Linked DNA regions of Homo sapiens: region 1 is linked to region 2. The links are chromatin loops, found by intact Hi-C in ENCODE. Cell type or tissue: Calu3. All regions are shown on one strand. Each heading gives the region's core, and the rest is flanking DNA. Links, peaks and the distances in the headings are about the cores only. Region 1 overlaps NTRK2 (neurotrophic receptor tyrosine kinase 2). Region 2 overlaps NTRK2 (neurotrophic receptor tyrosine kinase 2).

The links. Hi-C counts contacts between places; a loop is a spot of excess contacts. Peaks named below come from ENCODE experiments on the same cell type or tissue, not always from the same donor. Only the 100,000 strongest peaks of a DNase experiment are listed, where the experiment ranks them.
Region 1: it touches region 2 in a loop (3-fold over the local background); 2 of 110 quality-filtered maps call a loop at or near these places.

Annotation. Positions count from the first base shown.
Region 1 is chr9:84,708,320-84,715,590 of GRCh38, forward strand. NTRK2 (neurotrophic receptor tyrosine kinase 2) reads left to right here. Exons shown (of 19, transcript NM_006180.6): 6 at 2,318-2,472. Among named protein-coding and RNA genes, the nearest start is that of NTRK2, 42 kb to the left of the region's middle. RefSeq lists enhancers at 1-780, 1,394-1,453. In Calu3, for the core only: no CTCF peak of the experiment used is centred there; DNase peaks (open chromatin) are centred at 1,602, 3,282 and 3,782.
Region 2 is chr9:84,778,433-84,785,703 of GRCh38, forward strand. The region is part of intron 12 of NTRK2 (neurotrophic receptor tyrosine kinase 2); the gene reads left to right. Among named protein-coding and RNA genes, the nearest start is that of NTRK2, 110 kb to the left of the region's middle. In Calu3, for the core only: no CTCF peak of the experiment used is centred there; a DNase peak (open chromatin) is centred at 3,209.

The DNA.
Region 1 (7,271 bases), core at 804-5,803, 71 kb before region 2:
GGGCAAAACTCTGCTCACTTTTGTCCATCTTAAGGATAGGGGACATTGGAGGAGAGGTAGTTGTTCTCTCTCCCCACCCATCTTTGTGAGATTTTCTTCCAGATCTGTTATTGCATTCAATATTTATTTTTAAGTCCCATTTTCTTCTGTTGTAAAATGATAGAAAACGTATTGAAAGGTGTTGATGACTAACAGCCAGGATTTCCAAGTGAGCTCCATTCCTTGCATTGTCCCCATTAAACAAATATGAACTGTTGCTATTCTTATGGTAAGGCACCTCAAAGCATCCTAATGCAGAGGCTTTGTGGGGCAGATGTGGGCCCAGGAAGAGGCCTTTGAAGATTAGGCAATGGCATTTGCTTAAACTCTATCTTGCCTGAATTGTGGAGTCTTTTTATGAAGATCCATCCTTATTCACAAGGAAATTGTGCAGATTGGAAGATGTCACTGCTGGAGAGACAACAAGTTAATAGGTGTAATGGGTGTTATATGGTGAAAGTCTTGGCAATTGAGAATTATTTGGAATAAAGTGAATTCAGGACGTTGAAGCACTAATGCTTCTAACACAGGAATAGGCATGACAAACTAAAGGAAGATACATGAGATAGGGTAAAGTACTTGGTGTAAAAATTTTGGGCAACATTGTGTAAAATTTTCTTGCTGGATTAAAAATTAGAGTTTCAATTTCAAATTTATGTCTCAATATTCTTCTTGAAGCATATTTAATCAATTAATTCAACAAATGTTAATTGTGTACCTATTACAAATCAAAATGATATGGCACAGGGCCATGGGGATAAAGGGAGAAAAGTTTCTATGTTCCTGGATTCTGTTATCCAGTGGGAGAAGTAGAAACCTAAAGATAAAAGTGTAATGTGCTGTCATAATCATCGAGCTTGCATAGTAAGCTGGAGAAAGAAGCCAGCTGTGCACCAGTGTTGTGTTGTCATATGAACATTGCTGTATTCATAATTGAAGCATTCCTTTCCTTCTTTATCCCTTCTGCTGAGTTAATGATATCTTCTTTTAGAAAGACTCTTTAGTTTTGCATGTACTCAGAGCTCCAGGAAGCATTTTGGATTAGTGGGGTTTAAACTGGTGGTGGGTCTTTTCTGCATTCTATTCCATATCTCATAACATCAAATCCCATTTTGGTGTTGGAGGGATACTTGGAGGCGATCAAGCAGACACAAATTAAATGAGTCTACCATGACCACATTTTCCCCTAAGAAACTCCTGGAAAAGTCTCCAGGGATCCCTGAGATTCTTAGAACCCAACCAGAAAACCACAGGAGTAAATGATGTTGCAAAGCCCAGGTCCTGTCTTCACGGAAATCTTAAGTATTGTGGTTAATGCCAGGCAGAGTCTATGTAACGATTTTAAATGGCCTCATTTAAAGGCTCATTACCATAAATGGAATTCATCTTAAATAGGCCACTGAGTATTACAAATAAGCATTTAAAGATTTTTTTTTCCTTGTGGTTTTTATTTTCCTCTTGACTACTTCCTCTTTTACCCATTGCAGGCCACAGGAGTCCAGGCAGCATGGCTGAGGTCTGAATGGCGGTGGCTTTCCACCCACAGTGGTCTAACGCAGCTCAATCTGCAGCTCAGTTGCCTTGCCCTCAGAATAGCTTGCTCTGTGTGTGTGTGTGTGTGTGTGTGTGTGTGTGTGTGTGTGTGTGAAGGAGGTCTACAGCTTCCTTTCAGGTTCTCTCTCTCACCTTTACTCCAGCTATCTTGAATCAATGAAACTGACTGTGATTGTATAATGCAGAAAGCTAGGGGTGCCAGCCTTCTGGCATTCACAATTTAGTCTTAGCTTTGTACTTACAGTCTCATTTTAAATTGAGATGAAATTGTTCTGCCCCCTGCTGAAGTTTGAGCTTAGAAAGTGGTAACACTTGAGCCTTTAGCCTGGTCAGAAATAAGTATGTTAGCATTCCTGAAAACTTCTTGTTGGCATCCTTTTAATAACTCTATAATAACCATGATAAATTTGTCATGGCACCTTATTTTCCCCATGTTATGAGATGTTCTTTTCTATCCTATATTTTGGCTATTTCTGTCTCTATCTTGTTTCCCCTGTTATTCTGTAAGGTCTTCTATCATTCTCCAGTGCTGTCTGCATATAGGAGATGCTCCGTAAGTATCAGATAAATGAAGGAATAATAAGTACTGTCATGCTATGAAAGTGGTATGACTTCCAAGCATTGCTGGCTAGAAAGAATTCATAATGTTGTAGTATTTTACAAGCACTAATGTAGCTAAAATGGAAAAAGGAACTTGATCTGTTGTCATTTTTGTTCCCTGTAGGATCCTGGTGGGCAATCCATTTACATGCTCCTGTGACATTATGTGGATCAAGACTCTCCAAGAGGCTAAATCCAGTCCAGACACTCAGGATTTGTACTGCCTGAATGAAAGCAGCAAGAATATTCCCCTGGCAAACCTGCAGATACCCAATTGTGGTAATTTATTTTTAAATCAATGTGTTCTAGTTGCTATTAATTATTCTCATTGCCTTGGTGCGGTAGTCTGGGAAAATTACCACTACCTGGATTGTATATAGTATTCTGTTGATGTCTCCAGTGACTCAGACAACATTTATGTGCAGTGTGGAGTAATCTTTGCAAGTAGAATATTAATTCAGAGTGGATGGCTGTAAAGTGCATAGAGAAAAAGTACACTGCTTATTCTTTTTGTTTGTTTGTTCATTTGCTTATTTGTTCATATTTGTTTTTCCATCTATCCATCCATCCATTTATCCACCCATCCATCTGTGCAAAAACTATCTGCTAAAAGTGTGGCACTTCTCTGGCCACATATACCCTTGGATGGCACCCAGGCCAAGGATCTCAGGGTGATGAAAGTGTCCTGGCAGCACAAGCAAATCCAATTCAATCCAGCACATTCCCTTAAACTTGTCTTACTGCCAGAGGTCTGTGTCTCTTGATGGGGTGCCCCAAGTCTGCCATGCCACGTGCTTCTCCCCATGTCTGGATTTAAGATCTCCTACTTTACCGTCATCCCCTATTCCTCTTCCCAGCGTTTTCATCTCCAACATTTAAAAGGGCACCGAATGGCAAAATCAGAGCTCATGTGAGTGCTAGTGAGTTATAAGGAAGGAATAGCAAAGTGTTCTGCTTAGGATTTTACTAGTCTTCAGTGATGTACCTCTACAATACCCACACATGCATGTTACTACCCCATTGACATTTGAATCGGTTAGTCAACCAGTTAACAAGTTCACAAACAATTATGTTTGATCTTCTGGCCTAGTGGCTGGTGACACAGCAGAAAGCCATGTAGCACCTGGTTCTTGTGCACAAGGAATCTGTGTATTAATCACAAACAACCGATTCTTTGTTTTCGGAAGACGCTATTATTTGAGGTCTATTTTTTATTTAAGAAAAATGGAGCTGCTGCACACGCTTTGTAGGAATGCGATAAAAATAAAGATATGAGTCTGTTTCTTACCCTGAATGACCTTAGAAGACGGCCCTGACCCTTCCCACAGATTTTTCTGTCACAAATAGAGTCCTTTGGTTTCATAATGGGGGAATAAGGCTTTATTCTCTTGCCAACCTCTGTCAGTTTTCTTTGCTAGCTAACACTTAAAAAATAAAAAAACTTTTAATATGTGTCTTTTCCTGATTGATAAGAGGGTAACTGTTCTCTGTTCTGGTGCAAATTTGTACTGCTGAGAGAAATTGCCTAGAGGGACAAGAAATTCAATGTTGAGTCACCTGGCCTTTTGGCCAGCTCCCAAATCCCCATGGCAGTTGTGGCCACATTGGTTCAGCAACCACTGAGAGGAAAAGAGAGAAAGCATCTGACTCTTGCTCTGATTTCACAAACTGCCTCTTAACAGACGTCTGCTTTGTCCTTGCCTGAAACCAATTTCATTTTTTTCCATTGTAATTTTTGGTTGTGTTGTCTTGGCAGCATTCCGGGAATGCACCCCGCCTTACGTGTTATTGCTCGGCCATTGTGATTGGGATAGGGGACGTGTAGGGAGTGAACTGGTCCTCATTTTTCCTAAACAGTTTGTCAATTTTCAGTCATTTTTTATTTCTGTTTTCTACAAATTAGTCAATGAATTGTGTGTCTAAGAGTGAGGTTTTGAATCTACTGTAATGAGGGCATGGGCTCAATTGATCGATTAGGACTGAATGGTTACATTCACGGTAACATTCACAATTCATTTCAATGTCAAGGATGCTTTTCAAAAAGCAACATTATAGAAGAGTGTGGCAAGTGAATCGACAGACTTATTTTTCCTATCGTTTTTGTGTTCTTAACTGTTTTGTTCTTTCCCTTTTAATTTTTATTCTCTTTCAAGTGTTTTACTTTTTATAATTGCATGTATTATATTGATATGTCTTGTTGCAAAAGTAATTTCCTACATTACACATATGATGTTTGTCTTTTTCTTGCCTAACCATTTCTCCTAACCATTTCAGGTCAGTAGTCATAGATCTGTCATATTCTTTTTAACCATTACGTGAAATTCATGATACAATGTGTCTTAATTAATTAAGTGTTCCATATTGACGAGCATTTTGCTTATTTTCCATTTTTTCAATACTGCAAAAATGTTTCAGCAAGCATCCTTATTCATGCTTTTTACACATATGTACAAGTGCAAAGTTTTTTCTAGAATACACAGAAAGAAGCAGAATTGTTGGTTTATGTGGTTTGCACATGAAAAAATGGCTGTATCTATTTATGCCCACCCTAACAAGGTATACCTTGATATTAGCAAACTTGTTAGTGTTTGTCTTTCTAAAAACTGCTGTCATGGCTTTTGAGTTTGCATTTTCCTGATTACTATTGAGTATCTTATATGTTTATTGGACTGTGTTTATGCTTCAGTAAATTTCCTGTTTATATCCTTTGTCTATTTTTCTGTAGGGTTTTTCTGTTTCTTTACTTTCATTGTTCTTTGTTTTTTCTTAATTGTTTGAAAGTGATAAATATTCTCTTTTTAAAAAAGTCTATAATACTGAAATATTTTCTGCACAAATTTAAATATGTATTTTCTGCATAGAGATAACCACCAATAAGGCAGAAAAAATATTTTTGCTTCCCTTTACTTCTCCTCCCAGCTCTCAGTTTGTTATCATCTGGGATTTTATTTTTGTATTGTTACCTGGCTTTTTTGAAGATGTCATATTTCTTTGTATATCATAGACTTTTGTGTCTTACTGTGTTCTTTTGGTGTGATTGTTCTTTTTGCTGGAGTATATCTTCTAATACTTCTTTCATAGAAATTAAAAAAATAAAATCAAGTTCTTGGGTGGTGGGAAATTGGCCTGTATTTTTTCTTCTCAGTGGAATTTGCTGAGTAAAAAATTATAGGCTCAAAAACTGAGAACTTTGAAGATATTGCACCATATTCTTTTTGTATTGAGTGTTGCTGATGAGAAGTCTGAGGTCAGTCTGTTGCTTGCTCTTTCTAGGTAAACTGTGCTTTTTATATTTTTTCCCCTCTAGAGGTTTTGAGAATTTACTCCTTATCCATGTTATTCTTAAATTTCACCACAACGTAACTAGATGTGGGTTTTTTTTTTTTTAATTCTGCTTATTGTGAGGGATACCTTTTCAATGTGTGGGTTCATGTCTTCAGTTCTGGAAAATTTTTCTTATTGATTTGCTCTATGTATTCTTTCCATTTATTCTTTCATTCAGGAATCGACATTGGATAGATATTTACACTTTTGGCTCCACCCATGCTGGCCACCTTTTCCTTAGTAGTTTCCATCTGCTTGTCCTTGTGTACCGCATTATGGGAGAATTGGTTTGCTCATTACTTAGCTTTTCAGCTGTTTCTCCAGCTGCTGATTTTTTTTCCTTTCAACCACTGATGATCAATTTCCACAATCTCTCGTGAGTCATTTTTTTTGTGACTGAAATGCCCTTCTCCATACGGGGTTTGCTACATCAGCAGGGAGTCCTGCAATCCTGCCTCTACTTTTCGGTCCTTTGAAAGCCTCACTATTTTGTGAAGCACATGGTTATGTGTCCACTTGGGGCTGTACTGCTTTTCATTAATCCTCTTCTGCTTTCTCTCGCTTAGGAGTTCTTTATAGTTTCTTCTCCATCAGCGATGTGCCTTCTCACTTTCCAACTTTGTTCTGGGTTTTAAGAAAAATATTGAGTATCACTTCTGGATATCTGGGATAAGAAAGGGAGCCTTCACTTTGGGGCTTAGTCATGTATTAATTTTCTTTTGATGGTTTCCCAACTTTGGTTCTTTCAGGAGAAGTTATAATCTAGACAGAAAATGACACTAGAATGTTGGATTTAAATTCTCTGGAATTCTGTGTTGAAGAAACCAGATAATAATACGCCAATATCTTCAAGTTAGATAAGTCTTCAAGTCTTGTTTGAAAAAAATGAATTTATGGTCAGCTGGCTTTTTCTTTTACATATACTTTAAAAACACATCTGTTGTGTTTAAGTCACAGATTTGAAGTTCATCTTATTTCCACACTTTTTTTGGGGGTAAAACTTTTTAGCTAACTCTGAATCAGTGAAGACCATGGTCTTGTGTGTGTCATCTTTGTAAACCAACAATTTGCCAACTACTGTGGCCATTGTATTTAGTTTGCAATTGGTACTATTTTTATTTCAATGAAAAAGAAGAGCTGCTGAGATTTTATTTGTTTGTAAGATGAGTTTTCTTTAAAAGTTTCCCTTGTTAGTATTTCATCATAGAGATATTATATGGAGAACAAGTTCTCTACATTTTATATGCAAATATGCATATTCCATGGTGCCTGCTGTACTCCTTGATCATAACAGGCATTTGATGAAGGTTTGCTGAATTAACAAATGCATGAACCATATCATATTAATGTTCATATTGGACCAGGTTTTTAATATAATGGTGTGAACGTTTCAGTTAATTAAAAATAACTTACATACATTATTTTAGCCAAATTATTCTATAGTTTAGTATTTTTTCATTATTTTTGAAATTTTTATCTTGATGGCATTTTTGAGAGAGTCTCATTTCTTCTTTTTTCTTTATATCCTTAGAGATTAATCGAGCATGATAGATGGGGCTGGGAAGCTTAACTGCATCATTCTCATTAATAGTGCAGTCAAAATGCCTCACAATATTTTTCTAACAGTCCCCTCCTGCTGTGAATTACTGTAAATTTATTCATGCTGTAAAACAAGTGGTGGTTCATTTCTTCAAACGGCCCTTCTAAACCTTAGAAAAACTTTGTTAATTGCAAGGCAAGAGAACATTTTCATA
Region 2 (7,271 bases), core at 1,242-6,241:
CTTAACCAACCAGTGATGATTCCTTATACTTGGGTTATATGTAGAACCGTAGTGAATTACAACTTTGGACACAAGGTGCCTGCATCGTTGGTTGGACTGAGATCATGGTAAATCTTCTCTGCACTAATGAGGCTTTGTGCCTCTTCAAGAGACTTACCCTGGAATTCCCTCTGGGCTCAGTTTGGCTGTCGATTCTGTAAAGTCCCTCTCTGGAGGGCTCTATTGCTGTGTTGACAGCAACATTTTCCCAGAGAATATAACAGTGGCCCACACACTGCAGCTTCAGTGAAGCTCATGATGAGTAAGCCTCCCTCCTGCCTGAACTGTGCAGTTCCCGCTGGTGGACTGTGCCTTCACGGACACCGTGCAATGTCCCTATCTTCTGGTGTGTCCGTGCCTGTCATGTGGAGTTTGATACAGTGGACTGATTTCTTCTCTGCTGTGTCCTCTCCCTCCTCAATGTTGAGGGATATGTGGAGAGAGCAAACTTGCTGCACTTAGCCCACCCCAGTGAGATGCCCTTTTCATAGCCTTAACAGGCTGGTCTTTTCTTCTCCCAGCATTTAACAGAAGGGAGGACCTCGACTTTAATGCAGATTTGAGTGCCTCCTTCCCTCTCCCTTGGGTAATATTGATTAGAAGGCTTCAATTACTTATTTATCAGATTTATAAAATGCTTATCTTGCCAAGGTCTCTGGGCACATGGACAAGAGTAAAAATAAACAACAAGCAATAATAATAATAAAAATCCACCAAACATAGGTGCTCATTCTGAAGGCTCTACATGAATGCCATTGGAAGCCTGGTGACATTGATTTAGAGCTTCCATTACCACTTGACTTTTTTTTTCTTTTCTTTTTATAAAACACACCCACGTCCAAGGGGGCTTGTTCTCCTGCATAAAGCAAATGCATTAACAAGCAAAGAGATGGAACACATAGATTTGCTGTTGAGGCTAAGGCCAAATTGCAAAGAACTCATATGCCATGTTGCAGAGATCAGTTTCCAACCCCCTCATCTTTTCTTTTGTGGTGAAGGCAAAAATAGAAGTGAATCTTAAAAGAGGGCTTTGTATTGTCTGTCCCAAATTTTTGTCTAGACACACTGAGACAAATTAGCTTCAAAAGAGTTTTCTTGTTCTGCAAAAGGGGCAGAATTCTCTGAGGAGGGTGTGCTATGTCATGCCGTAGGGTTGCTGCACCTTTTTTTGTTTTTTTGACACTGACACAAGAACATCACAGTAGTTGTGGGTTGTTTAAAGGCTTAGCTGTGTGCTGATGATATTGTTTCTCCTCAACTGTTCAAGATCAAGAAGGTGAGGCATTTAATTAGATCAGAAAAGAGTGAGCAAGTTTGAAGAACTTTTCTCAACGTGTCAGATCTGAAATCTTAATTCCATGCTGGACTTTCTCTCTGGAGAAGCCTCCTTCTGTATTCCTGTTTACTTCTGATAAGAGTAAACAAATGGTAGAAATGCTAAAAGGGAACCAAGATACTCTGGACCACCAACACGTCCAGCATTAACAACCCACACCACTAGTGGGTCAGGTTAGCATTTCTGGCAGCTAGCCTTTATGATTAGAAAATAAGGCATTATAATGGGACTCTGCGGTTTTTTTTTTCCTTAAAAATCTGGTTTTGATTATTAACACTCTTGCCATTAGGGAACATTTGGTCTGAGCTACGTGTTAGAGTTCCACCAGTACAAGGGAAGAAAAAAAACCTGAGCTATCCCCTTAAAACAGTTGTCATACTATGAACCCCAGGCTCAATCTGACCAGTTGTTTGTTTTTGTAAATAAAGTTTTATTGGAATACAGCCCCATTCATTCATTTATGGATTATCTATGGCTGCTTTCATGGTACAGCAGCAGAGTTGAGTAGCTGTGACAGAGACCTTATGTCTCAGAAAACCTAAAATGTTTACTCTCTGGCCCTTCACAGAAAAGGTTTGCTGACCCCTGCCTTAATGGAACACATAAGCAAAATATCTAATGAAATAACCATCCACCTCCCGGACTTCCACATATTTTGTAATAGGTTGTGGAGATGGGGATCTTGCCCGGTTCAGCTTCTCTGTTTTAGTCAGGCCAGTCCCTAAATCAACGTAGGCAGATGCACAAGCAGTGAGATGGGAGCAGAAGTTCAAACTTAGGGGAATACCAAGGTCCAGCTCTGCGCAACTTTACCTTAAGAGTCTGTGATTCCCTCTGTGTACACTTCCATTTCATATACTAACATGGGTACTGTGTAAAAAGAGAAAGAGACACCTTCAAAGCTACCATCAGGGGTAGCGAATGGTGCTAGACCTCACTGGTCCATAGTTCCTACTTGATTAGGTCTCAGTTAAGAGCTAGTATATTAGATGGTTATACATGGAAACATAGGTGGATGTTTTTTCCTCTCTAAAAGAAAGCTATGAGCTATGAAGTTTTCTGGCTTGGATGGGTCAGTGATAATTTCAGGGGTATGGCAGACTTTGTGATATTTTCTTGGGAAGTAAAAGAAAAAAGGTATGGTTCTGATAAATATTCTGTCAGGAATTCTATATTTGAGTCTTTTTTTTGTTATAACATCACACTAATTTTTTTTATACAAAAGACTGTCAGGGTTCAGGGTGCAAAAGGGTAAATGTGCAGTCTTTGTATGTTCCATTGTCTTTTCTTCCTCTCTTCATAACTTTTGCAGAGAAGGCCAGCCTTGTTTGTATGTTCCGGTGTCCAAACCTTATGTGTACAAAGTAACTGTGTGGTTCAGTCAGAAGAAAGGTGATAGGAGTTTTGAGAAACTGGCATTTTGAAAAAGGGCAATTCCTGCCTCTGTAGGAGTCTTAGTACTTTTAGGATGTCTTAGGAGAACATACAACTGAACACCACCTCTAAAATTAATTTCTACTTACAGCTGAGTGTTTTTATGTATATGTTTTGTTGACGCTTCTTAAGAGTTCATAACATTCTCTGGTATATCATACTTTTCAGATCATAAGTATACTTTTTTCTTACTCATATAATAACTTTTCATATATACAAACATCTAATTCAAGAATTACCCATTAAAGACCTAGCCTTTTTTGCTTCCCGTTGAAAATGTGAATTTTGAGATTAATAAATAATGTATTTTAGTCATTTCAGTATAACATTCTTAACTTTGCCGGTTAAAAACAATACCTATTTTCAATGAGATGAATGCCCCCTGGTGGAAACAGTGGCAAATATTTGCACTGATTTGGGGGGCCCACAGACAACAAGAACAAGCATATCAAGTGTAATGATGGAACAATGTAGGCATATAATTGACATAGCTTAGAGAGTGTCTTTAGTTTTTTAAGTCTATACTTCATTTAAATGCAGTAAATAGAAGATAACATCAAATTGGGAGGGTCAAAACATTCAACAAGGAACTAACTAAACCCTTATTATGGCAATTTCTCTAGCGTCTTTCTTTTCAGCTTGGGAATCTCTTAGCTAGTAAAGTCATTTATATCAAGGCTCTTCGTAACGATTTTTTAATGGAGGAATTTTCAATAATACCTTGGAGGGTGTTCTAAAACTAAATAGTTGTATAAGAGAGAATTGCTTAAAGGATTATAAGATGGCCTCCAAGAAAACACACACACACACACACACACACACACACAAACACACACACCCACAAACAAACACGTCAGTGGGTGAGAGGAGCAGGTTTTGGGATTTAAGCTTCACCAATGACAACTTTATGTTGTTTGTCTCGTTAACTGCCAGACAATCCATCTCTGGTTCCATAGGGAATGCTTACCAAGCCAGGCATGTGAGCTTGCCAGGACTCATGTTTTTATAGAAAGCTTTATTTTGGAAATTTCTAATCTGAACATACTTGAAATCTAATTCTCAGAAAACTTTGGAAAACCATTTAAAAGGAAGCAGGAAAAGGGAAAAGCAAAAGTGAAGTATGAGGCTGTATCCCCTCTATAGGAAACGGAACTGTGAAGAAGCAGAGGTTGCTGGCACGTTCTGCGGCTCTCCCCTCTGCCCCGTCATACCTAGCTTTGCTGTGGCTGTCGCTCTAGCAGAAAAGCTGTGGTATTTTTTCTGCCTCTGCAATTTTCCCACTTGGATGGAGCCTTTGGAAATGAAAAAAACAAATAATCAAGAGCCATCTTGTATTGAAAGCTGATGTTCTGCATACTTAATGGGCTGAATCACCCTTTCCCTTTTCAGATATGGCTCATGTCCATTAAGCCGTGGATATGGCTGATAAATACCATTGTACTTGTCATATCACCAAGTGCCACATTTTCCGAGGCAGTGACGTTTCTTTACCTCAGCATTTGTGAGAGATTGCACTCTGGAGTATAACGGTTCAGGCTGAAGTTGTCTATTAACTTGAAAGGACTTAGAGATATGTTAATGGCTGGGTGGGAACTCAGTTCTTTAGAAATTCTTCTTAAACCAGTACCTTTCATCAAGTCACGATGCTTAATCTTATGTTATCCGTGGCTTATGTCCTGAAGTGGGTGGGAAATGGGGCTTGACTTCCCCAAATGTAAGAAGTGTAATATACAATACTTCTCACATATGAGAGATCAAGAGAAACTACTGAAGCTTCCAGTAGATATTCCAGAACTTGTTTCTTTGATAAGAAATAGGCTGTTCTCCTACTGTGAATGTCCTCTCGCTGTCCCACCTCCCAGCATGAGAGACCCCTAAAATATAATGCAACAAATGCTCTTAATGACATTGCCTCTCACAGATGTTTATTTAGAAGAACTGTGAAGGGTGACCTGTGAAGGGACATTTTGTGTGTCTAGGGATTGACTTTCCCTTCTTGACAGTGCTCTTTATCACAATGTATTTTTGTATCTGTATCACATTTTTGTGTCTGTATTGCAATGTATATTTTGTTGAAATGGTTTTGGACTCTAAACAGGGTTACCCAGCTTGATCACTCACGTTCTTTACTTGACTTGGCTCTGAATAATTCTCAGACATTTCCTGAGTCAGATTCATCCCTGAAGGGTTAGTATCTACTGTCAGGGATTTCAACTTAATTTTATTCACTTTCAGATATGTGTCTGTATCAGGCATTGGGTTAGATGGTCCTATTTCCCAGGGAATGACACTTTGGAGGGAAAATGTGAAGTCAGTGGATACTTTAAATAGAGTTTGAAAGGTGCCTAGAAAATGGTCCTCAGAGATGGGCATTGAAGGAGGCTTTGGGATTTGCAGAGTGTGAGAGTTGGGGAAAGAGCATGGAGAAGAGAGAGGGATGGATTCCAGGTAGAAATTTTATGTCCCAAGATGTGAAAGTGTAAGAAAATGTGTGGCATTCATACATTTGCTAGGAGTCTGGTTTGGCTTGAGCAGAGAACGGGGGTAGAGAATTGGGAGAAGAGACTGCTGGGTTGTGGGGGCAGGGCATGAAGGGGGCTAGGGAGTTGACAGTATGGACAGAATTTATCCCAAAGACTTCGCATGGAGGAGTACCCTAATTAAGTGTATGCTATAGAAAGAAGACTTGGCAGCATGAGGAGATGGAGGTTGGAAGACTGGGGTGTGATGGGAGGTGGGACTGCCACTGGGTTAGATCAAGTTCAAATAACTCAGTCTAATATTAGCAGGCTGTAAAGGTAAGATTAGAAAATGAATCCCAAAAATGTTGTGGGCAAAGGCAGCAAGGTTGAAAGAAGCTGTATGGCCTGAGGGAAAGGCAGAGGGGAGTCAGATGAGTCTGAGTTCAAAACCTAGCACTGCCGGTTACTAGTTGTATGACCTCCAATAGTCTCACCTGTCTTTAAATTTTTTAAATTGAGAAATAATAATTGTGCATATTTATGAGATACATAGTGATGCGTGATACAAATAATGCATAGTGATCAGATCAGCATATCCATCATCTCAAATATTTATCATTTCTTCATAGTGGGAATGTTCAATATCTTCCTCCCAGCTATTTGAAACTGTATGTTATTGTTAACTCTAGTTCCAGTCCTCACCTTTCTTTGCTGGCTTTCCATCTTCTGGACAATGGGAATGGTACTCTTTCTTCATGGTGCTGTGGTGGAAGTGAAATTAGATTATGCATGTTACAGGGGTAGAGTTTGATAGTCACTCTTTGAGGACACATGAGTGTGCCTGTGTACATTTGGGTACGTGTATGAAGAAAGGAGAGACAGAGGACCTCCATTCAGACATCGATTTTCTCTGTGCTTATTTAAAACTCTTCATTCACATGCTGCACACTCAACAAATACTTATTTAGTGGTACACACATGCAAGGTGCCAGCTAAGGACTCTGTTCCCTTTAGTGACATCTCCTGAGGGGGTGAGGGCAGAAGATGTTTAATAAATTAATGTTGGTCAACTAATTCATGCCCACATATGATGACAAAAGTGTCTAATAGCCAGTACAAGTCAAAATACTAGAAAACCATCCATCTGAGTTATTAACATTTTAATTTAGATCAATAGGGAAAAATAAGTCCTTAGGGGGTTTATTTATATCCTTAGTGAGTGTTTTTTTCTTCTCGCAATTTAGTTTCCTTGAGAACTGAACATTTATAAAGTGTTTTTGGTGAACCCATTTATACAGTAGAATTCATTTTCTCTAGGAGGTTGGGAACTACAGAGAGAAACCAGAGAGTCATAAATTCTATTTAATTCAAGTTCATGCATTTCACTAGAGAAAGCACCTTCTTTATCCTCTTATTGTACTTCCCCTGAGACCTCTGAACAGATGATGTTAGCAGTGATTTAAAAATGCAAATCATATCACAGAAGTCCTTTAAAGGATTGTTCCTCACTCCTCCTCCCACCCTCCATCACACAGGCCCTTAAACAACAGGAATGGTAAATTCAAAACCAAAACTTGCGTCATAGGTAAAAACCAACTATTTGCTGAAATAGGCTGTACCAGTCTGGCTATTTTGATCACCCATGATAGTTGGAAGACAGAGGATCTATATTCTAAATCTGATGAATGTATTTACTATTCACATTACATGTTTGAGGTGAGCCTGCTATATGTACATGTGGAGAAAGAAGTGTGGTTATAAGGCAAAATAAATAGTAGCCCTTGCAGTCAAGTGGCTTCCGTGGATCAAGAGCTCGTATAACTCATTTTCCAGAAGAAGGGCAGATGCATTGCAGTGGGAGTTCATAGAGAAAGATTACTCTTGGCTCATGCTATTGAGATACTTTTATGGAGGAATTAGTTTCAAGTTGTGCCTCGAAAATATTGGCCTGTAGAATCTTCCAGTTTGAGAAGTCCCTAATTACACAGTGTTTATGGGCA